Regions from separate parts of the Homo sapiens genome. Here region 1 is linked to region 2. A link is an interaction called in ENCODE POLR2A ChIA-PET data of the cell type or tissue named here. Cell type or tissue: PC-9. All regions are shown on one strand. Links, peaks and the distances in the headings refer to the core of each region. The heading gives the core; the rest is flanking DNA.

Evidence for each region. ChIA-PET counts read pairs that join two places held together with the same protein. Peaks named below come from ENCODE experiments on the same cell type or tissue, not always from the same donor. Only the 100,000 strongest peaks of a DNase experiment are listed, where the experiment ranks them.
Region 1: POLR2A ChIA-PET joins it to region 2 with 37 read pairs; 2 of 35 experiments call an interaction of 5 or more read pairs at or near these places.

Annotation. Positions count from the first base shown.
Region 1 is chr9:124,430,564-124,445,448 of GRCh38, forward strand. It overlaps LOC105376270 (a long non-coding RNA gene), which reads right to left. Exons shown (of 3, transcript XR_007061771.1): 3 at 8,345-8,502. Among named protein-coding and RNA genes, the nearest start is that of ADGRD2, 12 kb to the right of the region's middle. RefSeq lists an enhancer at 9,273-9,773. In PC-9, for the core only: no CTCF peak of the experiment used is centred there; no DNase peak of the experiment used is centred there.
Region 2 is chr9:124,805,550-124,820,434 of GRCh38, forward strand. It overlaps OLFML2A (olfactomedin like 2A), which reads left to right. Exons shown (of 8, transcript NM_182487.4): 7 at 2,232-2,417; 8 at 4,259-9,333. The coding sequence ends at 4,863. Among named protein-coding and RNA genes, the nearest start is that of OLFML2A, 36 kb to the left of the region's middle. RefSeq lists enhancers at 5,659-6,159, 6,160-6,662, 7,164-7,665. In PC-9, for the core only: no CTCF peak of the experiment used is centred there; DNase peaks (open chromatin) are centred at 5,502 and 7,092; H3K4me3 peaks cover 426 bases; H3K27ac peaks cover 3,569 bases.

The sequences.
Region 1 (14,885 bases), core at 3,273-11,272, 380 kb before region 2:
CTGCTAGAGTCCAGAAGGATGCCAGGAGCTGATTTTCTAAGGGTGAGCATTTCTCTACATCAGAAGTCATGAACTTGCCTCTAACCCTAGGGGTCTGTGCTACGAATCTTCTGTTAGGGTGTGGCAGACACACAACCTTGTCTACATGGATACTTCTTTTGCACCGTTGGGTTTGTGATTGGGTAAGGCCCAAGCAGCAAGGTACTTACACCACTGACTAGATCTCTCGTGCTCTGATCCCCACTTGAAACTGATCATTTTGACTGGGTACAGTGGCTTATGCCTGTAATCCTAGAGGTTTGGGAGGCCAAGGCAGGAGGATCACTTGAGGCCAGGAGTTTGAGACCCGCCTGGGCAACATAGTGAGACTCCATCTCTACAAAAATAAATTTTTTTAATTAGCCAAGCTGGGTGCGGTGGCTCACACCTGTAATCCCAGCACTTTGGGAGGCCAAGGTGGGTGGATTGCTTCAGGTCAGGAGTTCAAGACCAGCCTGGCCAACATGGTGAAACCTCATCTCTACTAAAAATGCAAAAATTAGGTAGGCGTGGTGGCAGGAGCCTGTAGTTCCAGCTACTCAGGAGGCTGAGGCAGGATAATCACTTGAACCTGGGAGATGGAGGTTGCAGTGAGCCGAGATCGCACCACTGCACTCCAGCCCAGGCAACAGAGCGAGACTCCATCTCAAAAAAAAAAATTCTATCAATATGAAGGCCAGGTGCAGTGGCTCACTCCTGTAATCCTAACACTTTGGGAGGCCGAGGCAGGCAGATTGCCTGAGCTCAGGAGTTCGAGACCAGCTTGGCCAACATGGTGAAACCCTGTCTCTACTAAAAATACAAAAAATTATCTGGGCATGGTGGTACATGCCTGTAATCCCAGCTACTTGGGAGGCTGAGGCACAAGAATCACTTGAACCCAGGAGGCAGAGGTTGCAGAGAGCCAAGATCAGGCCACTGCATTGCAGCCTGGGTACCAGAGCAAGACTCTGTCTCAAAAAAAAAAAAAAAAAAGTTCTATCAATATGCAGGTTCCTGAATCTCTGTAGGGTTTTTCTCTCACCCTCTAACAGAGATATGTCTGACTAGGGCCCCCAGAGAACAATCCACTCTCTGCCCACGGGGTCAAATGGACATAGTGTCATCAATGGAGTGGATGAATGGGATGTTTGGCAGAATGCCAAGCCCGTATGAACTTTGCGACACAGAACAGGAGAACTGACATAGCCCTGGAGTGAGACAATAAATGTGCTTTACTGCCCTTCTCTCATAAATGCAAACTACTTTTTTTTTTTTTTTTTTTTAGATGGAGTCTCACTCTGTCGCCCAGGCTGGAGTGCAGTGGCACATTCTTGGCTCACTGCAACCTCTGCCTCCTGGGTTCAAGTGATTCTCCTGCCCCAGCCTCCCAAGTAGCTGGGGCTACAGACACACACCACCACGCCCAGCTAATTTTTTGTATTTTTAGTAGAGATGGGGTTTCACCATGTTGGCCAGGCTGGTCTCAAACTCCTGACCTCAGGTGATCTGCCCGCCTAGGCATCCCAAAGTGCTGGGATTACAGATGTGAGCCACCGCACCCGGCCTGCAAACTACTTTTGATCCTTCTGACTGATAGGAACTCAAAAGAATGCATTTGCCAAACCAAGAGCCCCATGCCAAGTGACTGAGGCTGTGTTGATCTATTCTATATTGGGACTACACGTTGGCTAAGTTTATGGCCATTCACCATCATCCACCATGATCCATGTGGCTTTTGCAGAGACAGGGGTAAATCAAAGAGTGCAGTGCTGGGGTCTCAGGTAGTGAATCCACTCTAACAAGCCCGACTCCCTGGGCCATCTGACCTATTCTTCAATACTCTGCTAAAGCAGCACCAGCATCTCCAGCTCAACTCCTGTAGGTCATTGTCATGTCCAAGCTTCCAGGAGCCACCCCAACAACATATCAGGGCTTCCTCAAGGTGTCTGGGCCAGTACACTAAATCCTGAGTCATAGGTAAGGACACCCAGACCAATGAACTCACCCCTCTCCTACCTTGTGTTACAGACCCCAGTACAATGACCTCAAGATCCACCTCTAGGTGTTCTTAAAACTCCTGTTGATCTGTATTAGCCAGATCCTGCAATTCTCTCCAAAGTAAACTACCCTTTCTGGAAAGTATGTCTTCACTTAGGCTGTGCTACGATTTACTTTTAGCTATTAGTCTGGAGGCAATAAAGGGAGGTGTGATTGATGGAATAATGGCCCCCAAAGACACCCAGGTCTTAATCCCTGGAACTGGTGAACGTTACCTTCTACAGCAAAAGGAACTTTACTAATGTGATTAGGTTAAAGATGTTGAGATGCAGAGATTGTTCTGGCTTACCTGAGTCACTCCTAAATATCATCACACGTGTCCTTATAAGAGGGAGGCAGAGGGAAACTTGACTGCAGAAGAGGAGAAGGAGATGCAATGACAGACATGGCTTTGAGGATGGAAGAAGGAGGCCAGGCGCGGTGGCTCACACCTGTAATCCCAGCACTTTGGGAGGCTGAGGCAGGTGGATCACTTGAGGCCAGGAGTTCAAGACCAGCCTGGCCATCATGGCAAAACCCCATCTCTACTAATAATACAAAAATTAGACAGGTAAGGTGGCCCACACCTGTAGTCCCAGCTACTCGGGAGGCTGAGGGAGGAGAATCCCTTGAACCCGGGAGGCAGAGGTTGCAGTGAGCCAAGATCGCACCACTGCACTCCAGCCTGGGGGACAGAGTGAGACTCTGTCTCAAAAAAAAAAAAAAAAAAAGAGAGAGAGATGGAGGAAGGGGCACAAACCAAGGCATCCCAGCAACCACCAGAAGCTGAGAGAGGCAAGGGAACAGATCCTCTGCCCCAAGCCTCCAGGAGAAGCCAGCTGCACCAGCGCCTCGGCTTAGCCCAGAGAGACGGGTTTTGGACTGTGGACCTACTGAACTGGAAGAGAGAAATTTGCGTTGTTTTAAGGCACTGAGTTCATGGTGATTTGTTACAGCAGCCGTAAGAAACTCGTCCAAGAGGAAAGTGTGGCTATGGCTCTTGAGAAGGACGAGCGTGTTGCAAAGTCTCTTCCCCAGAAAGGTCTTTGCAAGCTCTCCAGGGAGAAAATTATAAAAGCCTGATGTGCTTTGCAAGAGGGAAAGAACCACTTTTGCTGACCCAGAAGGTTCAAGGGGAAACCTTTGGATTAGGTTTTCAGGTGCATCCATCCAAACGGCTCCATCCTTGGCCTCGAGATCCCACTCCTCCCCTATCAGGACCCTGACTTTAGCATAGGACACAAGCCTAACCACTCAATCTCCACAGAAGCTGTACTGTCCTTCCAATCAAATCCAGGGCCTGATTTTTAGTGCCTAAAGAAATTAAGTTCCTTGGCCGGGCGCAGTGGCTCAGGCCTGTAATCCCTGCACTTTGGGAGGCCAAGGCAGGCAGATCACGAGGTCAGGAGTTCAAGACCAGCCTGGCCAACATAGTGAAACCCCATCTCTACTAAAACTATAAAAAATTAGCTGGGTGTGGTGGTGGGCGCCTGTAATCCCAGCTACTCATGAGGTGGAGGCAGGAGAATCGTTTGAACCCAGGAGGCAGAGGTTGCAGTGAGCCGAGATCGCGCCATTGTACTCCAGCCCAGGCAACACTGCGAGACTCCATCTCAAAAGAAAGAGAGAGAGAGAGAGAGAAAGAAAGAAAGAAAGAAAGAAAGAAAGAAAGAAAGAAAGAAAGAAAGAAAGAAAGAAAGAAAGAAGGAAAGAAAGAAATTAGGTTCCCTTTAAACACTGGTCTTTCACAGAATGCCCTGAGCTATCTGGTCTAGGCCAGTCATTCTCTTTCTTCAAGGTGTCCAAGGCAATGGACAAGAGCCAGCCAACCCCATAACGTGTATAATTGTCAATGCTGCCATATTGCTGAAGTGCTAGAGCTAGTGCATAACCCAGTGTGTTCCTGTCCACCTATTCCTCATCCCATTCCACCATGTGTCCGATTGTGATGCTTTAGCATGCCGGACATGATCGCTGCCCCTCTTACCTGTTGCCATGGGCTTTTGTTGCCATTTGATGAGTGATGAGTGATCCAATTTCAGAATCTCATTCTCAGGGTTTGTTTTCTAGTGAACCATTTCCTGTACAAACTGTCATAGTTCTTTGCAGAAAAATTATTTTGAAAAGAATAAACTTGTAAAAAGCAGGAGAACAGAAGTAAGACTATCTGGAAGAGAACAATCACTCTAATTAATTAAATTCTTGATATATTTCTCATTTCTAGAATAATAAACTGACATTGAATTGATACATGAAAAGCTGGTGAAAGATTCAAAACAATAAAGGTTTAGCAAAAAAATAAAGGGATGGAACAAGTTGAAAAAATACGAAAATAAACAACATAACTATATACATATATATATATATATATTTTTTTTTTTCTTTGAGACAGGATCTTGCTCTTTTGCCCAGGCTGGAGTGCAGTGGTGTGATCATGGCTCACTGCAGCCTCACCTCGGGGGCTCAAGTAATCCTCCTACCTCAGCCACCCAAGTAGCCAGACTACAGGCTCACACCACCACACCCAGCTAATTTTTCTATTTTTTGTAGAGATGAGGTTTTGCATGTTGCCCAGGCTGGTCTCAAACTCCTGAGCTCAAGCAATCCTCCCGCCTCAGCCTACCAAAGTGCTGGGATCACAGGCATGAGCCACTGCACCTGGCCGCCAAAATATTTCTTATTGAAGTAGTCATTAGTCTGTTCACCAAATATTTCTAGACCTATCTTCAGAGGACATGGTAGGTTAAACTTCCTGGATCCCTTTAGACTGGGTGGTACTCAAGAATAGGGAACAAGCTGGGCACAGTGGCTCACACCTGCAATGCCAGCACTTTGAGAGGTCAAGGCAGGAGGATGGTTTGAGCCCAGGAGTTTGAAACCAGCCTGGGCAACACGGTGAGACTCCATCTCTACAAATAAGAAAAAAAAGTTTAAAAAATTAGCCAGGTGGGCCAGGCACGGTGGTTCACGCCTGTAATCCCAGCACTTTGGGAGGCCAAGGTGGGCGGATCACGAGGTCAGGAGATCGAGACCATCCTGGCTAACATAGTGAAACCCCGTCTCTACTAAAAATACAAAAAATTAGTTGGACGTGGTGGCGGGCGCCTGTAGTCCCAGCTACTCGGGAGGCTGAGGCAGGAGAATGGCATGAACCCGGGAGGCGGAGCTTGCAGTGAGCCGAGATCACGCCACTGCACTCTAGCCTGGGTGACAGAGCAAGACTCCGTCTCAAAAAAAAAAAAAAAATTAGCCAGGTGGGCCGGGCGTGGAGGCGCACACCTGTAATTTCAGCACTTTGGGAGGCCAAGGTGGGCAGATCACCTGAGGTCAGGAGTTCGAGACCAGCCTGGCCAACATGGTGAAACCCTGACTTTACTAAAATACAAAAATTAGCCGGGCATGGTGGCACATGCCTGTAATCCCAGCTACTCATGAGGCTGAGGCAAGAGAATTGCTTGAACCTGGAAGGTGGAGGTTGCAGTGAGCTGAGACTGTGCCACTGCACTCCAGCCTGGGTGACAGAGCGAGACTCTGTCTCCAAAAAAAAAATTAGCCAGGTGTGGTAGCACTTGCCTATAGTCCCAGCTACTCAGGAGACTGAGGTAGGAAGGTCACTTAAGCCCAGGAGTTTGAGGCTGCAGTGAGCCATGACTGCACCACTGCATTCCAGCCTGGGTGACAGACCAGTCTCACACACACACACACAAAATATGTGTCACTTCAGGGCTGGTGCATTTAAATGCCAGGGTGGGTTCCTCTGGAGCTTTTTTTTTTTTTTTTCCCCAGCCTCAGTGACTCCTGACACTCTGGATGATTTCTGCTGTATCAGCCTGAGTCCCTTGATTAGGGCCCTTTTGCCACAAGAATAGAACTTCCCCATGATGGATGTAGCATGAACAAAACAAAGCCACAAAACTACTATTTTAAGGCACTGAGATTTTAGAATTGCTACTGCAGCATGTCCTAGCATGTCCTGACTGATACAGGAACCACATGAAGATTCATGAGGAAATATGCTTTCTGAATGTAAAATATTTTTATGAGAAAATTAAATCACACTAGACCCTTAGCTTACAACAAATCAAACATTCCTTAAGATGCTACTACAGAGACAAAATCAAAATCAGTCGACTAAAATCTTCAACAGCCATCCTATTCACTTCAAATTTCTTTCCTTTTTTTTTTTTTTTTTTTTGTTTTTGAGACAGGGTCTCACTCTGGTACCCAGGCTACAGTGCAGTGGTGCAATCTTGGCTCACTGCAGACTCGACCTCCTTGGCTCAAACAATCCTCCCACCTCAGCCTCCCGAGTAGCTGGGATGACAGGTGCATCCCACCACACTGGCTAATTTTTGTAATTTTTTTTTGTAGAGACAGGGTTTCACCATGTTGTCCAGGCTGGGTTCAAGTGATCTGGCCACCTCAGTCTCCCAAAGAGTGAGTCAATCTGTTTGACCCGGGCATTCGGTTCCCTTATTGGAGGAGCCTGGGTTATATCCCCACCTGTGGCAGTCAGAATTCTGAAGATGCCCCCTTCAATCCTGCAGGATTTCCATTGTTGGTTATTCAACCAAACACTAACCTAGGTGCTGCCATGAAAACAAATACAAAACAAATATGCCACTCCAGGAGGATAGAGCGGGGTCGGCCCCTCCCAGCACCACAGGAACTGATCATGGAAGAGGAGGCTCCACAAAGAAAACCAGTTGCTGGCTGTGCATGGTGGCTCATGCCTGCAATCCCAGCACTTTGGGAGGGCAAGGCCAGGAGTTCAATACCAAGTCTAGGCAACATAGCAAGACCCCATATATATCCATATATATGTGTATGTATATATTAGCCAGGCATGGAGGTGCATGCCTGTAGTCCTAGCAACTCAAGAGGCTGAGTTGAGGCCCTGCGCGATGGCTCGTGCCTGTAATCCCAGCACTTTGGGAGGCCAAGGCGGGCGGATCACGAGGTCAGGCATTCTAGGTCATCCTGGCCAACATAGTGAAATCCCGTCTCTACCAAAAATACAAAAATTAGCTGGGCATGGTGGCGCGTGCCTGTAATCCCAGCTACTCGGGCGGCTAAGGCAGGAGAATCACTTGAATCAGGGAGTCGGAGGTTGCAGTGAGCCGAGATGGCCCCACTGCACTCCAGCCTGGACGACAGAGCAAACTCCATCTCAAAAAAAAAAAAAAAAATGAGGCTGAGGTGAGAGGATGGCTTGAGAACAAGAGTTCAAGGACTGCACCCTACTCTCCAGCCTGGGCAACGAAGACCATGTCTCTTAAAAAAAAAAAAGAAAAAGGAAAAAGAAAGAAAGAGAGAAAGAAAACCAGGTGCTGTTTCCAGAAGGAGCAGGAAAGCACTGGGCAGGGTTGACAGTGTCGAAGCTGAAAATGCATTCCCCATGGCCCAGCACCCCGACACAGCCAGGCTCTCACCCAAGCATCGGACCCATTCAAGGAGGGGCCTTGGCCCCCTTTGTTTGTGCCCAGGGCCATGCCCCTACAAGGCGCCAGTTGTTTCCTGTGCTCCAGGAATCCCTCCAGCTCTCCCCCAACTCTTCTCGCCATCTTCGGCTTCTTCAGTTTTCACCCCACTACTCAGGTGTCCAGAAAATTCCCTACACCTGGCCAGCTCCCGGGGCCTGACAGGGTGCAGGTTCCGTGTAAACTTTCAGCAATCATGGAGCAGAATCCCTGGAAGTGGCGGCAGGAGGAGAAGCAGGTCAGCCAAGCTGTTCCGGGCAGGGTCCCCTGACGTCACACATCCCATCCTTGACACAGTTCCGTCAGCAGCCAATAGGAACCCCATTTCTCAGAAGAAAAAAATCAAGGCATGAGGGAGATAAATCCTTCCCCAAGGTCAGCACATTCATTCTTCCCCTTCCAAGCGACGGAAACCCAATTCAACCTGGCGTAAGAAAAAGCGGAGGCCAGTCGCGGTGGCTCACGCCTGTAATCCCAGCACTTTGGGAGGCCAAGGCGGGTGGATCACCTGAGGTCAGGAGTTTCAGACCAGCGTGGCCAACATGGTGAAACCCCGTTTCTACTAAAACTAAAAAAAAAATTAGCTGGGCGTGGTGGCACGCGCCTGTAATCCCACCTACTCGGGAGGCTGAAGCAGGAGAATCGCTTGAACCTGGAAGGCGGATGTTGCAGTGAGCTGAGTTCGTGCCATTGCACCCCAGCCTGGACAACAAGGACAAAACTCCGTCGGAAAGGAAAGGAAAGGGGAAAGGGGAAATGGCGGAGAGGGGAGTGTGGATTCAGGCTACCTGGAGGTCAGCGGCTGACTTCAGGCCCCCATCGGTTCAGGCACTGGGGAAGTCTTCGTTCCCCTTCTGCCTCCCTCTTTGCCTCTGTGTTTTCCTCTCTGTCTCTGTCTCCCACCTCCTCCTCCTCTCAGGATTTATTCCCTCCCATTGCAGATGGATACAACAGGAAACGCAGCCTGTGGCAAAGACAGAAACCTGGTTCTCTTTGGGGCAACAAAATGCCCAGATGATAAATGACATTTCTCAAATTCCTTTGCAACCAGTGATACATAAGCACAAGTATTCTGTAGTACATCTGGGAAGGTTGCCTGAAGGGAGCTGATACCGCTGGAAGAAGAAACTCTTAGGCCCTTACCTACCTTTCCTCCTTCCTGTTGCCTAAAACATAAGTGCAATGGCTGGAGCTTTGGCAGCTATTTTGGGCCATGAGGTGAGATGGAATGTCTCAGTGAGTCACATGAGACCTGGACTGGCCACCATCAGGCTTCTTTTACATTAAAAATAATAATACATCTTTACCTGTTTAAGCCACTTTTATTTGGAGCTTTCTGTTGTGTGCAGTTAAACTTAACCCCATGACATGGGGCCACCAGCAGCTCCAGCTTCACCTTCCCAACTCAGAAACCCCAGGGTCAGGACCACTGCTCTTCTCACTTCACACCAAAGTGTCAGGCAAGGCGAAGCGCTGAACTGCACGGCTGGGCCGTGACTGGAGGAACAGCCGAAACATGGCTCAGGCGCATTCCCGGGGCATTTTATGTTACTTGTTGGTTTGCTTTTGAGGAGAGGCAGCTGGAGTGGAAACCCATGAATGGTGGGAGAAGATAACTCCCCAAGAGAAGCAGGTGGGATGGACATAAGAAATGATGGGTGCCTACGGCAGCCAGCATGTGGTGAACCCATTTGTGGGGCTCACAGGCCGGGAGCTCTGCCCTGCTCGGCAGTGTCTCGGTCTTACTGGAGGGCTTCCCTGGCCATCCTGTCAGGTGCCCCCATAGGTGCATCTCACCTCTCCCAGGGAGGTCCATCGGGAGGCCTCCATGTAGGGGGTCAAGAAGACAAAGGTGTGGAGGGCTCCAAGGTCAACTCTAGGGAGCACATCTCAAGCCAGCACTGTCAACTGCTTGCAGGAGGCCAAACAGACCTGGGGTCAAAGCCCACCTCAGCCACTTCAGCTGTGTGGCCTTGGATGAGCTGCTTCACCTCTCTGAGCCAGCACGCCAGTTTCCTCATTTCTTCCTCTGGGTCTGTCTGTACTCTCTCCCAGCTCTCCACACACCTGGAATTCCCTCTTCTTCCTCTCCTGTCATCTACCCTCCCCAAGAGGCCTACCTCCACAGCTCCAACCACACCCAGCCTGGGACCTAGCCTAGCGAGCCACTGAGCCCTAGGATGTGTCAACACTCCCCTTGATTCCGGGGCACTTCACATGGTCTAGGAAACAATTACACTTTCAGATTTTCCAAACGAGGCCAGGTGCAGTGACTCACGCCTGTACTCCCAGCACTTTGGAAGGCTGAGGTGGGCAGATCACTTGAGGTCAGGCGTTCAAGACCAGCCTGGCCAACATGGTGAAACCCCGTCTCTACTTAAAAAAAAAAAATTAGTCAGGCGTGGTGGCAGGCACCTGTAATCCCAGCTACTCAGGAGGCTGAGGCAAGAGAATCACTTGAACCTGAGAGGCAGAAGTTGCAGTGAGCCAAGATCATGCCACTGCACTCCAGCCTGAGCACAGAGCAAGACTCTGTCTAAAAAAAAAAAAAAGGAAAAAGAAAGTAGAGGTCAGTGTGCTTGTTGGAAGAGAAAGAAGGGTAGACAAGGAAGGGAGGAAGCCCCCAGCTTCCTTGCTAAAACACATAGATGGACAAAATCCTGCTGGAGCCCAGAGGGAACCACTCCCACTGCCAGGAGGGGCTGGGGAAGCCACCAGAGAGACCAAGCTGAGGCTTGAGGTACAACTAGGAACTCTCTAGAATTTCTGGACCTCCACTGGGTGGAGAAACAGGGGAAAGACAGTTCAGGCGGAAGGTGTGAGGCATGGGCGGGAGAAAACACGGCATGCCTAGGCTTTCGTGGAGGACTGGTGCAGCCCGAGAGGAGGCTGTTTGGAGAACTGAGGGGACAGGGAAAGGGGTGAGGACTTGGAAAGGACTTCACGAGCCGGGCCAAGGCCTCGGGACTTTCTCCCATTGATTTCAGGGAACACCCAGTAGGTGCTCACTAAGCCTTGGTTGAAGGAATGACTTGATTGATTGTTGAACCCGACTCGGAGGAGGGGACCCCAAGTCCCACCACTGAGGGGTAGGAGCTCTGGGACCCCATCCCCAGCCCAGGCCCCCAAGCAGCTGCTCCTCCCCCTCCCACAGACTCCAGCCTGGATGTTTTTCTCTGCGCTTGATGAAGTTAAAATAAGCCCTCTCTGGGGTGAATCGCAGGCGTTCAAATTGGATTGGCACAAGGACGTCGAGCAGTTGGTGGCAGGAGCCAGGGGACCGGAGAGCAGGTTTTCGCTGGAGGGGACATGAGCTTTATTTCCCTCTTGGTTGCTGATGAGGAAGCAGCTGTCCTTGCCTGATTATTTTTACCTCGAGTCACAGCCGCTGCCACCGAGCCCCACCTGCGCCCGCCTGCCTGCCAGGGCCAGGTGAGGAGCCCACCGCCCTGGCCCGGCTCTGCTGCAAGCTGCGAGCTCCACCTACCGCCACCTCCACTCAGGACCCAGCAGCAGCCCCGGCCTCAGGCCCAGACCCTTCCACACCACAAAGTGCTCACTGTCCAGAAGAGAGAGACCCAGAGCAGCCTTAAGAATATTTGAGACAAAAAAAAAAAAAAAGGAAAGAAAAAAATGACCAATTCCGCTCTTCTAACACAATAACTAATTCCTTCTTTTATTTTAGTTCAGACTTCTAGTTTGAAAAATTAAATGTAAATATCCCTTTACCGTTAACCAAGAACTCCAACTCTGTCATGTTGTTCTACTCTTGAAAAGCCCAAGAGGTGAGTGTCATTAGCTTCATTTTAAAGTTGAGGAACTGATGGAAGGCCGAGGTGGGCAGATCACTTGAGGTCAGGAGTTCGAGACCAGGCTGGCCAACATGACAAAACCCTGGCTCTAGTAAAGATACGAAAATTAGCCAGGCACAGTAGCGTGTGCCTGTAATCCCTAGCTACTTGGGAGGCTGAGGCAGGAGAATCACTTAAGCCTGAGAGGCGGAGGTTGCAGTGAACCAAGATCGCACGATTGCACTCCAGCCTAGGCAACAGAGTGAGACTCTGTCTCAAAAAATAAAATAAAAATAAACTTGAGGGAACAGAGACTCACAGGGGAAGTGACTTGGCTTAAATCACACAATAAGAGAGTGGGAGAAAAGAAATCTGAACCCCAGTTTGTCTGACTCCAAATCTTGTGCACCATTCACTGTATTTTTAAGTCTTTGTCCATGTATCAGTTAGGAATGCTGTCAGCTTCAAGTAACAACAACAGTGCATTAAATAAATGGGGGCTTCTTTTCCTCACATACCAAAAAAAATGTTGGTAGGTGGTCTCCAGATTGGGGAGCAGCTCAGTGATGTCACAGACTCAGGGTCTTTCAATCATGCTGCTCCACTATCCTTTTTGACATACTAACTGCCTCATGGACACAGAAAAGCTACTGCAGCTCCAGCCATCTCACATGCATTCAAGGCAGAAGGAAGAGGGAAAGGGGATAGTGAAAGCTATGACACACTCTCTCTCTCTCTCTGTTTCTTTTTTTTTTTTCTGAGACAGAGTCTTGCTGTGTCATCCAGGCTGGAGTGCAGTAGCACCATCACAGCTTACTGCAGCCTCCACCTCCTAGGCTCAAGGAATCCTCCCACCTCAACCTCCCAAGTAACTGGAACTACAGGCATGTGCCACCATACCTTGCAAATTTTTTTTATTTTTTTGTAAAGATGGGGTCTTGCTATGTTGCTCAGGCTGGTCTCAAACTCCTGGGCTCAAGCAACCCTCCTGCCTTGGCCTCCCAAAGTGCTGAGACTACAGGGTTACAGGCATGAGCCGCTGTGCCCAGCCAACAACCCCTTTTCACAGGAAAGCAAAATAGTTCCCTAAATTCCCCCAGGAGACTTTGGTTTACATCTCAGTGGTAACATGACTACCCACAACTGCAAGGGAGGCTGAGAAAGCAAGCGTTTCTGGACAAAGAAGAAGGGCGGTGAGGACAAATGCTGGGCAGTCACCAACAGTATCTGCCAGGCTGCATCAAGTTGTACTTAGTTGCAATTATACAACACATAATTTTTGTTTTCTACTTTTCTCTTTTACTATTAGATCATTTGCAGTTTCCTTATCACTATGTCGTTTCTATAATTCTCATTAATGGCTTAGTACTTCTTCAAGTGGATGGTTCTGATGTATTTGTTGGACATTTATGTTGTTTCCGATTTTTAAAATATTATACATAATGTTATGATGAATATCTTCATGCAGCATGTATTTTCCATGGAGCACAATTATTTGCGTCAAGAATTTTTTTTTTTTTTTTTGAGATGGAGTTTCACTCTTGTTGCCCAGGCTGGAGTATAATGGCACGATCTTGGCTCACTGCAACCTCCGCCTCCCAGGTTCAAGCGATTCTCCTGCCTCAGCCTCCTGAGTAGCTGGGATTACAGGCATGCACCACCACACCCGGCTAATTTTGTATTATTATTTTTTTTTTAAATAAAAACGGGGTTCCTCCATGTTGGTCAGGCTGGTCTTGAACTCCTGACCTCAGGTGACCTGCCCACCTTGCTCTCCCAAAGTGCTGGGATTACAGGCGTGAGCTACTGAGCCCAGCTGGGTCAAGGATTTTAACATTTGTTGGTGCTCTTAATACATTACTCTCTTGATTTCCAAGAGTGTTGTGCTATTTTCCATGTAACTCTACTTCAGTGTATTGAGTTCACCACAACTGTGCCAGCACAGAGTTTTATGATTTTAAAAAGGTTTTCACCAAATTCGTATCATAAAATGTTACCATCTTATGATGGTTTACTTTAAGAAGAAGGAGGGGAATCAGGGGAAGATATATTGGTGTTCTGTGTGCTATTCTTGCAGCTTTTCTCTGGGTTTGATAATTTTCAAATTAAAAATTGGGAGACAAGAGGTCTGTCTCTGCCTAGGGCAGAGTCTGGATCATTTCCCAGGTTCCTGGGCCAGCAAAACATGAGCAGGGCCTGTTTCAATAAAATGCTATTGTTTTTATTCCTATGATGAAAACTAAGGAAGAAGGTTTTTCCCCATGTATTTTTCACTTTATATTTGTGTTTCACTTCGTACTTTTTTACTTTATTTTTGTATTGGTGAAGTATTTGTTCACTTCTTTATTTGGTGAAATATTTGTTTGTTACCTGGAGTAAGAGATTCACTTTTTCAGGCATGGCCATGCTGAGACTGGTATCAACTCTGGGCATGTTACAACTCAACTCTTTCATTTGATTGCTTCCTGGGAGGAAGGTGGGGTAGGGAATAGGATCCCAAGTCACAGATGACAGAACCGGAGCTCAAGAAGTTCATGTAGCTACTAAGAGGCAGGGCCTCCAACTCCAAGTTTTGTGGGGTTTTTTTTTCTTTTTCTTTTTCTTTTTTTTTTTTTTTTTTCTGAGACAGAGTCTTGCTCTGTCATCCAGGCTGGAGTACAGTGGCACGATCTCGGCTCACTGCAACCTTCACCTCCCGGGTTCAAGAGATTCTTCTGCCTCAGCCTCCCGAGTAGCTGGGATTACAGGTGCCCACCACCACACCTGGCTAATTTTTGTATTTTTAGTGGAGATGGGGTTTCACCATGTTGGCCAGGCTGGTCTTGAACTCATGACCTTAGGTGATCTGCCCACCTCAGCCTCCCAAACAAGTTCAGTGTTTCTCTTCCACAGTATTGCTTGCATTAGTTTGTTCTCACACTGCGATAAAGAAATACCTGAGACTGGGTGATTATAAAGAAAAAAGGTTTAGGCTGGGTGCATTGGTTCATACCTGTAATCCTAGCACTTTGGGAGGCCAAGGCAGAAGGATCATTTGAGCTCAGGAGTTTAAGACCAGCCTGGGCAACATGGCAAAACCCCATCTCTACAAATATATATATATATATATATATATATATATATTAGTATATATTTATATATATATTATATATATGATATTTATATATAATAATATAATATATATATTTATATATATTAGACAGGTGTGGTGGCATGCACCTGTAGTCCCAGCTACTTGGGAGGCTGAGGTGGGAGGATTGCTTGAGCCTGGGAGGTCGAGGCTGCAGTGAGCCATGTTTGTACCACTGCACTCCAGCCTGGGTGACAGAGTGGGGAAAAAATAAAAAAGAAAAGGAAAAAAGGAAAGAGGTTTAATTGGCTCACAGTTCCACAGGCCGTACAGAAAACATGGCAGCTTCTCCTTCTGGGGAGGCCTCAGGAAGCTTTTACTCATGGCAGAGGGCAAATCGGAAGCAAGTGTTTTACATGGCAGAGGCAGGACCAAGAAAGAGAGAGGGGGGAAGTGCTAGATACTTTTTTTTGTTTTGTTTTGTTT
Region 2 (14,885 bases), core at 3,327-11,326:
ACTGTACATGCAAAGAAAAAAGAAAAGGAAGGAAATGCCACATGTTTAAATTTTTCTTTGGATGGGAGAATGGTGGGAGGGGGTAAAGGATAAAAGACTACATACTGGCTGCAGTGTATACTGCTCAGGTGACTGATACATTAAAATATCAGAGATCACCACTAAAGAACTCACCCATGTAACCAAAAACCACCTGTTCCCCAAAAACTATTTAAATAAAATTTTATTATTATTGTTGTTGTTGTTTTGGTTTTTTTGGTTTTTTTTTTTTTTTTTTTTTTTTTGAGACGGAGTCTGACTCTGCGGTCCAGGCTGGAGTGCAGTAGCGTGATCTCAGCTCACTGCAACCTCTGCCTCCTGAGCTCAAGAGATTCTCCTGCCTCAGCCTCCCAAGCAGATGGGATTTCAGGCACACACCACCACGCCTGGCTAATTTTTCTAGTTTTAGTAGAGACAGTGTTTCGCCATGTTGACCACACTGGTCCTGAACTCCTGACCTCAAGTGATCAGTGAAATACAATTTTTAAAAAGAGAATAAAAGAACAGAAGAAAATTTTTCTCTGGATAATGGCAGTTTTTAGGTTTTTATTTTTTATCTTATAAGAGTTTAAATTCTTTTTATTTTTTAAAAAGTAAAATAAAAAAGAAAAACCAAAAAAGAAAAAAATTTAAATTTTTGTACTGACAAATAAAAATTGTATGTGTTCATTTGTTTGACATACTGCAGAAAGAATAATTTTTTTAAATGTGTGTATTTATAATGTACAACATAATGCTTTGATATGTGTACACACAGTGAAATGGCTAAATCAAGCTAATTAGCATATATATTACCTCACATTATGTATCTTTTTTTGTGGCGAGAACACTTAAAATCTACTCTCTTAGCAATCAAAATTCAAGTATACAGTATGTTGAACTTATTCCTGTTGTCTAAATGAAATTTTGAATGCTTTAAGCAACATCTCCTCAATCCCCCCATCCACTAGTAACCACTATTCTACTCTCTGCTTTTATGAGTTTGACTTTTTAACTTTTTAAATTTTTAATGTTTATTTTTATTTATTTTTATTTTATTTTTATTTTTTTTGAGATGGAGTCTCACTCTGTCACCCGGCTGGAGTGCAATTGTGTGATCTTGGCTCACTGCAACCTCCTGCAGTGATTCTCCTGCCTCAGCCTCCAGAGTAGCTGGGACTACAGGCACCCACCACCGCACCCAGCTAATTTTTTTATTTTTAGTAGAGATGGGGTTTCACCACATTGGCCAGGTTTGTCTCAAACTCCTGACCTTGTGATCCGCCCACCTCAGCCTCCCAAACTGCTGGGATTACAGGCATGAGCCACCGCGCCCAGCCAATTTTTATTTATTTATTTTTTTTGAGGCGGTGTCTTGCTCTGTTGCCTAGGTTGGAGTGCAGTGGTGTGATGACAGCTCACTGCAGCCTCAATATCCCAGGCTCAAGCAATCCTCCCACCTCAGCCTCCCCAGTAGCTGGGACTACAGGCGCACACCACTATGCTCAGCTAATTAAAAAAATTTTTTTTTTTTTTTGTAGAGAGAAGGTCTTGCTATGTTGCCCAGGCTGGTCTTCAAGTCTTGAGTTCAAGTGATCCTCCCACCTCAGCCTCCCAAATTGCTGGGATTACAGGTGTGAGTCACTGTGCCTGGCCGAGTTTGACTATTTTAGATTCCACATATAATGAATAATATAACTTTGAAGATTTTTATTTTCTCCATTCTCTTTTTTTTTTTTGAGAAGAGTTTCACTCTTGTCGCCCAGAGTGCAGTGGCATGATCTCTGCTCACTGCAACCTCCGCCTCCTGGGTTCAAGTGATTCTCCTGTCTCAGCTTCCTGAGTAGCTACGATTACAGGCACCGCCTACCATGCCCAGCTAATTTTTGTATTTTTAGTAGAGACGGGTTTCACCATGTTGCCCGGGCTGGTCTTGAACTCCTAACCTCAGGTGATCCACCTGCCTTGGCCTCCCAAAGTGCTGGGATTATAGGCGTCAGCCATTGCGCCTGGCCTCCATTCTGCTTTTCTGAATGTTTTATGTTTTTGGTAACGATCAGGCATTGTTTTGATGATGAGGAAAGGGGAAAGAAGGCCACAAACAAAATTTCAGGAGAGATTTAAGTTAGACCCAGATAACATTCCCAGCCCGTTGCTCTGGCTGGGGGGCTTGGGGGTCTGTGTACCGATGCTGCCTGCCCTCCTCCCCACAGGCAGAGAGGCGAGCTGTGAGGGCACCCTCCGGGCTGTGGACCCCCCTGTGAGGCACCACAGCTATGGGCGCCACGAGGGAGCCTGGATGAAGGACCCTGCAGCTCGAGACGACAGGATCTATGTCACCAACTACTACTATGGAAACAGCCTGGTGGAGTTCCGCAACCTGGAAAACTTCAAGCAAGGTCAGGGACCCCCGGAGGTGGAGAGGGGGCTGGGTATGGACAACCTGGGGAGGGGTCCTCATGGGGACTTGGCCTTCCTTGCCTTGTGGGTTTCTATGGTATAGGCTGGTTGAGCTCCAGATTGTTAGCCACCCCAAGGAGGGGGTTCTGGGCTGAGGGCACTGGGCTGGAGGCCCAGACAGACCCCATGGCACCCCGGTGTGCTAGCACCCTGCCAGGAACCAGAATGCAGCGGCAAACAAGAGAGACATGGTCCTGCCCTCACAAGTGTGACTTACCATCAAGGGGCCAATACTGAGTTTCCATTTGTTGAACGCTTACCCTGTGCTGATCTCGCCCCCCGTGTATCAGCTCTTGGTAGCTACATACCTCCAGGAGGTGGGGTTATCACCTGTTTTATAGGTGCGCAGTGTCTCAGGTCTTAGCGGAGCTGCAGGTCTGGGCAGGGGCCAGGATGGAGCTGACGGCACAGGGAAGGGCAGAATTCTGCTTATCAAACCTGGGGAATGATGCCAGGAAGGGGTCATTTAGATCTAGCCTGCCCTTCAGAAATGCACAGTCTGGTGGGGGAGGCAAAGGCTTAAAGAGACGATTTCAGTACAGCATTAGAGGGAGCACTGAAGGGGCTATGGGAACCCAGCCTAGAGATCAGGGAAGACCTTCCCAGGAAGGTGATGCTGAGCTGGGCCCTGGAAGAAGAGTAGGAGTAAGCCATGCGGAAGGGAGAGGGAAGGGTGTTCCAGGCAGAAGGCTGAGTACATGCAGAGGCCTGGCAATGAGAGGAAACGTGATGGCCTGGGGTAGGGGGGATGGTGACTGAGTAAGCTGGGGCAGGCCTGGTGAGCCAGATAAAGGAGTTTGGACTTAACCCCGAGAGCCATGGAGTCACAACTAAAGGCCTGGAACAGGCCGGGCGTGGTGGCTCACACCTGTAATCCTAGCACTTTGGGAGGCTGAGGTGGGCTGATCACTTCAAGTCAGGAGTTCAAAACCAGCCTGGCCAACACGGTGAAACCCCGTCTCTACTAAAAAATTAAAAAAAAAAAAAAAATTAGCTGGGTGTGGTGGCAGGCGCCTGTAATCCCAGCTACTTGGGAGGCTAAGGCAGGAGAATTGCTTGAACCTGGGAGGCAGAGGTTGCAGTGAGCCGAGATCGCACCACTGCACTCCAGCCTGGATGACAGAGAGAGACTCTATCTCGAAAAATATGAAAAAAATAAAGGCCTGGAACAACTGAAATCCTTCCTCCGCTAGCTCAAAATTGGCCGGCTTTCTGCTCAAGCAGCGCACAGGGTGGTGGAGGAAGCCAGTGATAAGTATCAAGATGAAGGCTTCTGTCTGGCTGCTACAGACGTGTCCTGGGGGGATAAAAGACAAAGGGTTATGGGAGGCTGGAGGAGAGGCCCCTCACTCAGGCTAGGGAGGTCAGTGAAGGTTTCCTAGAGGAGGTGACATTGGCCTGGGGCTCTGAAAGATGGGCAGGCATTCCCCAAGCAGATGGCCTGGGGAATGGCAGTCCTAACAGAGGAACAGCAGGGACGAAGGCCTGGAGACAAAGAATGGGGCTGATGTCACCCTGTGTCTAAATCCTAGCTGTGCCATTCCAGAGCTGGGCGACCTTGATCCTCTGAGCCTTTTTTTTTTTAAGCAGATGGGATGACGATAGACCTCCTTCAGGAGACGCTTGTGCCATAATAAGATGTCATCCCAGCTCCAGGCACACTGCACATGCTTGGTATCAGTCACTTACTGGGCCACTGAGAGCCCTTGGTGGGCTCAGGGGATGTGGGTGGGCTGGGGTTGCTCGGGAGGTCTGGGGTGACCATCGCCCTCGCCTGCAGGCCGCTGGAGTAACATGTACAAGCTACCCTACAACTGGATCGGCACAGGCCACGTGGTGTACCAGGGCGCCTTCTACTACAACCGCGCCTTCACCAAGAACATCATCAAGTACGACCTACGGCAGCGCTTCGTGGCCTCCTGGGCGCTGCTGCCCGACGTGGTATATGAGGACACCACACCTTGGAAGTGGCGCGGACACTCGGACATTGACTTTGCCGTGGACGAGAGCGGCCTGTGGGTCATCTACCCCGCCGTGGACGACCGCGATGAGGCCCAGCCCGAGGTGATCGTCCTGAGTCGCTTGGACCCCGGCGATCTCTCCGTGCACCGGGAGACCACGTGGAAGACACGGCTGCGGCGGAACTCCTACGGGAACTGCTTCCTGGTGTGCGGCATCCTGTATGCCGTGGACACGTACAACCAGCAGGAAGGCCAGGTCGCCTACGCTTTCGACACGCACACGGGCACCGACGCACGCCCCCAGCTGCCGTTCCTCAACGAGCACGCCTACACCACCCAGATCGACTACAACCCCAAGGAGCGGGTGCTGTACGCCTGGGACAATGGCCACCAGCTCACCTACACCCTCCACTTCGTGGTCTGAGTGGAGACCTGTGCTCCCCGGAGAGGGGCAGCAGTGCGGGAGGGGCTTTGCACAGCAGCTCCTGCAACTGACCCAGTCCGCAAATATTTATTGGGGGCCAGCCCAGGGCTGGGACTGGGCATGAGGTGGTCACCAGGATTGAGCTTCCTCAGCACCCAGTGGGTAATACTTGCTTCCACTTGCAGAGCACCGTGCCAAGCACTTCCCACACACTTACCCGTTTGATTCTCCTAGCACCTCCCTTGGAGGTAGAGATCATGAACCCATTTAACAGACGAGGAGACAGGCTCAGAGAGGCACCGTCCCTTGCCTAACACCTCAGTTGTGATCAGGCAGGCTGTGCTCTCAGGACAGCCCCATTTTAGGGATGAGGAGACTTCACCACGCCCTCCCCTCCCTGCCCTCCCCCATCTCCCCGGTCTCCCTTGTTCTCTCAACCCAGTCTCCCTTCCCAGGGCCACTCAGAACCAGAGGTCTTTAGGGCCAGTGTACTGGTGTGGGGTGGAGGCCCTGGCTCTGCCTGCCATCCTAGGGCCCTGTTCTGGCTGAGCTGTTGGTGGCCCTGGGCTTTGGGCCCCTTAGCCAATGTCCTTGTCTCTTGTCTTTGGCCAGCCCCCTCAGCCCAGCCCACCCCACCCGCTGTCCGGCCACATTCCAAACCTCTACCGTCACCTAGCTGCTGAGCAGAAACCGCACCCCGAGAGAAAATCCCATCCTCTGTTCCAAGGCCCCTGTCTGCTCTATGCTCATTTTTATTTTCTCTTATTCTTCATCAGTGCCGTCATTTGTTTCTGCAGCAGCAGCTGAGAAGGCAGCCGGCAGCTCTGCCAGGGTGGGGAGCTGAGCTGAGGCTCCCTCTCCACCCAGAAGCACTGGCGTTGTTCACATAGTCAGGCCTTGGGTCCCCTCCCTGGTTCATCCCAGAGCCTTTGGGCCTGGAGTCCGCCTTGTCCTTTTTCTCTGGGCTTTCAAACCCACAACCTTTACACACTCAGGGATACCTCCGGGTCTGCCATGAATAAGACCCTAGGCCCAAGTCTGGTGTGGTGCCAGGATGGCACAGTTTCCCTCTTCCTTGCCAGCCCTGACCTGGTCACTGGGCAGGCTGGCCCAGCAGCCTGGGGGCTGCAGAAGACATGGTGTGAGTAGTTGGGTCCAGGGGAGGCATCAGGCCTTCTTCTGGTTGCAGGAGAGAACCAGAGGGTGGGAACGGGGAGGGAAGAACTGAGGGTCTGCAGACTGGACTTTTCCTGGCTCGACCCAGGACTTGGGTTGAGGATGCACGGGGGCCACCTTGCCCGGGGCCACTGGTGGCTCCCCAGAGCCTCAGACCCACACAGCCCAGAGGACGAGGCCTTCAAGCCTGCCCCTCTTCTGCTTTTTTAGACAGTATTTTTAGAGCTGGAAAGAAATTTTCTAGCCCAACTCCCTGTTTCATGAAAGAGAAAAGAGGCTCAGAAAAGTTTAGAGAGCAGCTCAGTGTCACACTGGGAGCTGGGCACAGCCGATCTCCTTCCAGAAGGGTTCTGTCTGTATCCTTTATTCTCCGCACATGGAGGCTGCCCTACCTGGGAAGGCACCCCAGCACCTGTGAAGGACATTTACTGCTCATCCTCACCTGCCCCCTGGCCCTTGCTGCCTTCATTCTGTCCCAATGCCAGCTCCCTGGATGTCTGTATGTTTGAATACCAGTTGCCATGTTAGGAAGGTCAGCTGCACAGCCAAGAGTGTAAGAGTGTAAAGAAATGCCTTTTTTTTTTTTTTTGAGTTGGAGTTTTGCTCTTGTCGCCCAGGCTGGAGTGCAGTGGCGCGATCTCGGCTCACTGCAACCTCTGCCCCCTGGGTTCAAGCGATTCTCCTGCCTCAGCCTCCCTAGTAGCTGGGACTACAGCACCCACCACCACACCCAGCTAATTTTTGTATTTTTAGTAGAGACAGGGGTTTCACCACGTTGGCCAGGCTGGTCTCGAACTCCTGACCTTAGGTGATCCGCCCGCCTCAGCCTCCCAAAGTGTTGGGATTACAGGCATGAGCCACTGCGCCTGGCCAGCAAATGCTTTTTGTGCAGAATACACTTCTTTCAGGCATTGTCAGGTGCTGTTTTGTTTAAGCTCTAACTCACCCCTGGAATACAGGGGAATGATGACAACCAGCCCAGCCAGGCCTGACTCATCATGGTCACATCCAGCCCCCACCCCCGGCCAACTAACCACTGCAGGCTCCTCTTCCAGACTCACCAGGGGGCCTCGAGGCCCCGGCATCTCCCTTGGCCCTGGGTGTGGGTTTTACAAGACTGTGTCTTTCATGACATCATAGCCCAACCATGTGAGAAGAAGGAGAAGGCCCCCCTTTCTTCATTAATCTGAAAAAAAGGAAAGTGAGAATAGGCTGATTTTTAAAAGTTAAGGGGCAAGCAGCATTGCATTCTGGGGGAACGATCCTGGCCACAGCCGCCAAACAAACATTCACTAGGCCTCTTCTGTTTTCATACCCTTGTAAGTGGGTTATGTGGTGGGTATGGTCAGTTTTTTCTTTTTTCTTTTCTTTTCTTTTTTTTGAGACAGAGTTTCGCTTTTGTTGCCCGGGCTGGAATGCAATGGCGCGATTCAGCTCACTGCAATCTCCGCCTCCCGGGTTCAAGTGATTCTCCTGCCTTAGCCTCCTGAAAAGCTGGGATTACAGGGCCCTGCCACCAAGCCCAGCTAATTGTATTTTTAGTAGAGACAGGATTTCACCATGTTGGCCAGGCCAGTCTCAAACTCCTGACCTCAGGTGATCCACCTGCCTCAGCCTCCCAGACTGTTGGGATTACAGGCATGAGCCACCACGCCTGGCCAGTTTCTTCATTTTACATATGGTCACATTGGCGCCTAGAACAGTTAGGTCGCTCGTCACATAGGCAGTTAAGTGGAGAACCAGGTTTCAAAATCAGGTAAGAAAACCATCATCATTAACTGAGCACCAGCTGTGCTAAGCCTGCCACGGGCGTATCCTTGCAGCCTCACAACAGTGGGAGGTCTGTATCCTGAATGTCCTCATTTTACAGATGAGGACATTGAGGAGAAGAGACTTACCCAGGCTCACACAGCAGCTCAGCCTGTTCCAGGCGCTGGTCAGTGCGTGTTCTTTGCCACCAGCCTGTCACTCCAGTGGCAGCTCCAGAAACGGAGGCTGTTGCTTTTATCCCTAAACTGCATCCACAGAGAAGCCCCAAGAAGGAGGTTGGGGCCAGCTCATAAAAAGCCTGAATGCCAAGCCAAGGAGTGGATGCCTCCAGTCATATTTAGAACAAAGTCAAGTATAAATTTACAGAGAAAAAATTCTAAGACAGTTGGATGTTGTCCTGTTGGTGAGGAAGGGAAAGGTTTTTCTTGTAGGGAACTGGAACCAGCCCACAACTGCACACTTGTGAGCTGTCATGGAAACCTGATCCCCAACAGCTTTTGAGGTTGTTTGTTTGTTTGTTTGTTTACCTGTCTTGGGCTTTGTTGCTTTTGGCAAAAGGTACTTCAAACAAGGGAGGGCCTGGACTGAGGGGGACCAGGTCTTCTTGCTGACCTCGTCTACAAAGGCAAAGGAAGGCAAAGGAAGCTGTCTCGGGTGTTTCTGAACAACGTGACTCATGAGGGGCTTTGGCTACCTCTTGCGTTCCCCCTAGAGATGTCCAGGCCTTACATTTAATCGGCTTTCTCTGCGGTGGGGTAGAGAATGGAGCTCCCGCCTTGCGGGCAGTGCTAAAGGTGGAGCTGGGGGATTTTCCTGGGAATGATTTGAGGGCTCTTGAAAGCCCATGTGTTCCAAAGCGTCTTTAACTCTGGGATAGCATTGGAAGCCGCTGTCATGACAGGACATGGCACTGGATGGCTGGCAGAGAGCCCTGGCTGGGAGTTAGGGAGCCCTGGGTTGGAATCCAGCCCCACCTCTTTTATGCCACAGGTTTGGTCAAGTTCTCTCCCGCTCAGGGTAGGGCTGTGAACTCCCTCTTACAGCTAAGAACATGCAGCTTAGTGAGGACAAGACCCTTCTAGAGCTTTACCCCTAATCCCCCCCCAGGAGCCCCGAGGCCGGCATTATTCCTCCCCATTACAGGTGATGAGCCTCAAATTCAGAGAGCTTAAGCAACCTGCTCAGGGTCACGTCTCCAACAGGCAGTAGAGTCAAGGTATAAACCAGGTCTGTTTTTGTACCAGAGTCCCAGACTAACTGTTGGTAGGAATCTTGTAACCAGTCATGTTTTCTTCCTTGTTTTGGCCGCTGGGAAGCTCAAAGTCAAATTCGAGACCCTTTTTTTTCCAATTGTGCTGAGTCTCCTACTAGACTCGCTTCATTCTAGCTTTCTGCTTTTACCTTTACCCTAATCTTTTTATTTTTATGCTATTGTACTTTATTTTTGTAAGTTGCTGAGATATCTGTTTTGCAACAAGATGGGCTATATCTAAATAAAGACATGATCAAAGGTTTGATTTAAAAGTCTGGACTAAATGCTGTGGTCCATATCTTTATCAGAACACATACATTTAATAACTTTTAAAACAAATAATTTGTCGGCTGGGCATGGTGTCTTGCACCTGTAATCCCAGCACTTTGGGAGGCTGAGGTAGGTGGATTACTAGAGGTCAACACAGCACAGGAGTGCACACTCACAAACAACTGTGCAAGAGCATAAGCCTTAGAATCTGTCAAACCAGGGGTCGAACTTGGGGAATTTGCTTGGGGTCTGACCTTTCTCCTATTAAAATGGAGAAGATCATATTGTATATATTCTAGAGTTCGAGACCAGCCTGGCCAACATGGTGAAACCCTGTCTACCAAAAAATACAAAAATTAGCTGGGCATGGTGGCACGTGCCTGTAGTCTCAGCTACACGGGAAGCTGAGGCAGGAGAGTTGCTTGAACCTGGGAGGTTGCAGTGAGCCAAGATGGCGCCACCACACTCCAGTCTGGGTGACAAAGCAAGACTCCATCTCAAAAAAAAAAAAATAATAATAAAAAAGTAAAAAAAAAAATTCATGATCAGGCATTGGAAGGAACTGATGGTGTGGAAAAATGAATGGGGTAGGTGGATGGGAGATTAAGTACGCTGTTAGCTGAATGGGAATTGGAGGCCGGGCATGGTGGCTCATGCGCGTAATCCCAGCACTTTGGGAGGCTGAGGTGGGAGGATCACTTGAGACCAGGAGTTCAAGACCATCCTGGGCAACATAGTGAGACCTCCTCTCTACAAAAAATAAACAAAAGTAGCCAGGCGTTGTGGCATGCAAAAAAATAAAAATAAAAAATAAAGAGTTTGTTATGAGAACTGGCATTGTTGCTACACTGCCGATGGAACTAATTGGAGTGGTGAGCTGTGCAGAATCCAACTGAGACTGAAAGCCAGACCCCGCCGAGTGGAGAAGACAAGCCAGGTGTTCCCAAAGGTGTTCAGACACTAGCCTCGGCCCCTTCCCTGCCTTCCTGTGCCAACTGCAGAGAGAGGTGCAGGGTACACTCACTCCTGGGTCAGAGAATGTGGGGCCAAGGGAAAGGTAAGGAAAAAAAAAAAAGAAAAAGAAAAGAAAGGCTGGCAGGGTGCTGTGGCTCACACCTGTAATCCCAGCACTTTGGGAAGCCAAGGCAGGTGGATCACGAGGTCAGGAGATCGAGACCATCCTGGTTAACACGGAGAAACCCTGTCTCTACTAAAAATACAAAAAAAGTAGCCAGGCGTGGTGATGGGCACCTGTAGTCCCAGCTACTCGGGAGGCTGAGGCAGGAGAATGGCATGAACCCGGGAGGCGGAGCTTGCAGTGAGCCGAGCTCGTGCCACTGCACTCCAGCCTGGGCGACAGAGCGAGACTCCGTCTCAAAAAAAAAAAAAAAAAAAAGAATGCTTTCCTAGGAAAAAGAGCGTATCATGGAATTGGGGAGGGGACCTTGGAGGTCGCATAGTCCCATGTGGCCCAAACTGCAGTCATTCACAACCCCTCTTGGTGATTTTTCCCATTTCCCTTTTCCAACTTCAGCATGACTTACTGTTTCTCTTTCAGATGATTCCATTCTTTTCACTAAAATGATTTTAGTAAAATTAAAGGAAACTTTATTTAAAAAATGCTTTTAAACAAATGTTTAAGGAGGAAGATGTATATTACAATAGTAAAAAGAAAGCCAGTGGCAATGACCACAAACTGGGATGCTACATTGACAACAAGCACCACAGTTGCCTTCCAATACAGACTGTATCCACTAGCCCTCAGGCCCCATCGCCCTTCGTTAAAAAGGAAGATTAGAGGCCAGGTGTGGTGGCTCACGCCTGTAATCCCAGCACTTTGGGAGGCTGAGACAGGCGGATCACCTGAGGTCAGGAGTTCGAGACCAGCCTGGTGAACACGGCGAAACCCCGTATCTACTAAAAATACAAAATTTAGCCAGGTGTGGTGGTGCGTGCCTCCCAGCTACTTGGGAGGCTGAGGCAGGAGAATTGCTTGAACCCGGGAGGCGGAGGTTGCAGTGAGCCAAGATTGCGCCACTGCACTCCAGCCTGGGTGACAGACCGAGACTTCATCTCAAAAGAAAAAAAAAAAAAAAAGGAAGATTAGCAAGTGTTTACGGGACGTCAAGGGTACAGTGGACAGAAAGTGGCAGCAAGTGGACACTGTCCTCAATATACTCAGAGAGATGGAATGGATGGAAAGGGAACAGCTCTCTCCCATATGATTCAGGCCCTCACATGGCAGCTTAGAGGAGCTGTCTCAACTACTCATGGGTGGACTTGGATTAAGACCATCTCCACCCCCACATACACAGATGCACAGATGCCCACAGACACACTTGCTCAGCCAGACCTCCCTCCGCAGCCTCCCCCAGTGGGAGGCCAGATTTGGCAGACCTGGGCACTGTCCCTGTAGCCCCTGGCAATGATAGGGGTCCTGCTCTCCATAGACACACCAACCAGAAACATAACAGCAATGCCACTCCACCACTGCAGTGGCCACTGGAGCCACATCCTTCTCACCCTGCACACACCCCTGGGGCTGACTCTAGTCCCATGCAAGCCAAAATGGCTGGGCTTTGGGTGACCTGGATCATGACATCGCTCCTTGAGCCCTTCACCAGCCTGTCCCATCTGCTCCCCACTACCCCATTTTTCCTGGCTTAAGACCCCAGCCAGAGGTCCAGCGTGGTGGCTCACACTGGTAATCCCAGCACTTTGGGGGCCTGAAGCGGGAGGATCACTTAAGCCCAGGAATTTTTAGATCAGCCTGGGCAACACAGTAAGACCCTGTCTCTGCAAAATACTAAAAAATTAGCCAGGCATGGTGGTGCATACCTATAGTCCCAGCTACTCAGGATGCTAAGGTGGGAAGATCACTTGAGCCTGGGAAACAGAGCAAGACTCTGTCTTTTTTTTTTTTTAAAACGGAGTCTTGTTCCGTCCCCCATGCTGGAGTACAGTGGCACGGTCTCAGCTCACTGCACCCTCCGCCTCCTGGGTTCAAGAGATTCTCCTGCCTCAGCCTCCCACATAGCCGGGATTACAGGCACCCACCACCAAGCCTGGCTAATTTTTGTATTTTTAATAGAGAAGGGGTTTCACCACGTTGGCCAGGCTGGTCTTGAACTCCTGACCTCAGGTGATCCACCTGCCTCGGCCTCCCAAAGTGCTGGGATTACAGGCTTGAGCCACCATGCCTGGCCACTAATTACTATTAATTTATGAGTTTACCTGCTTCACATCCATCTCCCCTCTGTGAGCTCTGTGAGAACAGACCTCGTTCCCCACTGTGTCAGCACCCAGGAGATTCTCAACGTATGTCCTCAGATAACCAACTGATGTATGTTGAAACCTTGGGCAAGTTCCTACATGAACTCCTGAGCCAGCCACCCTTGGCTCTGAAGCCATGGCCGCTGCACAAGCTACACTTCTTTCATTTATTTGTGCAGCAATATTTGTTAAGTCAGGTTCCACACAGAAATCTCTAGAATGCCATCTCAGATCATGGAGGCTGGAGAGCAGACAGGATATTAACGGCGACTCTCTTCATCTTGCGGTTCTAGGAAAATGAGAAAACCCATCTTCAGAGAAAAACACCTGCCTAAAAACCCCCACCCCAGTCTGCAACTACAAAAAAAAGCTGTGGCCTTTCTCTTGTCTGTGGCAATAACACTCACAGCACTGGATATGGCAGGCACACGGCTGGCTGTGCCCTGATCCAGTGTTCAAGGCAAGCCTGTGGCCCACAGAGGCTGAGGCCATAGAGCTCTGTGGGCTCGGGGGCTGGACAGGCTTATCTCTGACCTTTATCATCCTGGCGGACAACATCACATGCCAAAAAGAGCAGTCACCGGGCGATTGTGAGTAAGCTCTTAGCCTGAGGCTCAGTGCACGGTGGGCGTTCAGGAAGTGGTGGCCACTGTCAGGGTTGTGACCAGGTGGTTCTCTGCTCAGAGCATCTGCTCTCTGTCCTGGCAGGTCTGCATGTCATGTGCTGTGGGCTGTGCACCATGACACATACCTTCCGTGTGCCAGGCTCAGAAGCACCATGTTCAGCAAGTCCCTTCCCTGCCCTTGAGAGCCTGCTGGGAGCAGGGAAGCCACACTCAACCACACCCTCTCGCTGAGCTTTACTGCTGGAAGAGTGGAGAGCCCGGGGCCTCCATGTGCCTTGCTAAGGAGTGTGGGCTGCTCCCGGAGCCACAGGAGCCATGGGAATCCGCACAGGAGCCACGGAGCGGCCCACACCTCCCAACCAGCTTTGGATCAGGGCAAGGGAGCCTCCCCTGGTCACCTCAGGTGGTACAGTCCTCGAGAGGGCCCTCTCTGCTCTTTAGACTTTTTTCCTGCGACTTCAAGGTTCCAAATCTCCCCGTGGCCAGTGTGGGAAAGGAATGAGTAGGAACCATCTGCAGGAGCTACATCGTCCAAGCCTTTGCTCTAAGCCAGGTGTGGTGCTGATTCTTTATGGCACTATCTCATTGAATCCTCCCAGTAGCCCCATAAAATTGGTACCGTTGCTGCCCACATTTCACAAATGAGGAAACTGAGGCACAGGCTGCTACAGTGTTTAAGGCCACCCACACAGCTGGAAGTGGCTGAGCTGCAGTGCCACCCTCTCAAAAAGCTGCACCAATCGTCCTCGACCTCAGCCCACATAGGCTCATGTCAGAATCACTGGAGAGTTTCAAAAGATGCTGGTGCTCAGACGCCACCCTGGACCATATACCAGTCCGTGGGAGCGAGGACCAAAATTTGGAGGGTTTTATTTAGTTTTATTTATTTGTTTATTTATTTCGAGACAGGGTCTCACTCTGTTGCCCAGGCTGGAGTGCAGTGGTGCAATCATGGCACAATGCAGCCTCTACCTCCCATGCTCAGGCTATGCTCCAGCCTCAGCCTCCCAAGTAGCTGGGGCAACAGGCACACACCACCATTCCCAGCTAAGTTTTTAAAATTTTTTTATAGAGATGAGGTCTCACTATGTTGCCCAGGCTGGTCTCAAACTCCTGACCTCAAGCCATCTTCCTGCTTTAGCCTCCAATGTGCTGGAATTACAGGCATGAGCCATGGTGCCCAGCCGTTTTGGGCGGGTTTTATTTATTTATTTAGAGACGGAGTCTCACTCTGTTACCCACGCTGGAGTGCAGTGGCGAAATCTTGGCTCACTGTAAACTCTGCCTCCTGGGTTGAAGAGATTCTCCTCCCTCAGCCTCCTGAGTAGCTGTGATTACAGGTGCACACCACCACACCCAGCTAATTTTTGTATTTTTAGTAGAGAGGATTTCACCGTGTTGGTCAGGCTGGTCTCGAATTTCTGACCTCATGATTTGCCAGCCTCGGCCTCCCAAAGTGCTGGGGTTACAGGCATGAGCCACCGTGCCCAGCCTAATTTTTGTATTTTTGGTAGAGACAGGATTTCACCATGTTGGCCAGGCTGGTCTCGAATTCCTGACTTCAGGTGTTCCACCCACCCCGGCCTCCCAAAGTGCTGGGATTACAGGCATGAGCCACTGCGCCCGGCCCATTTTGGGTGGGTTTTAAACGCTCC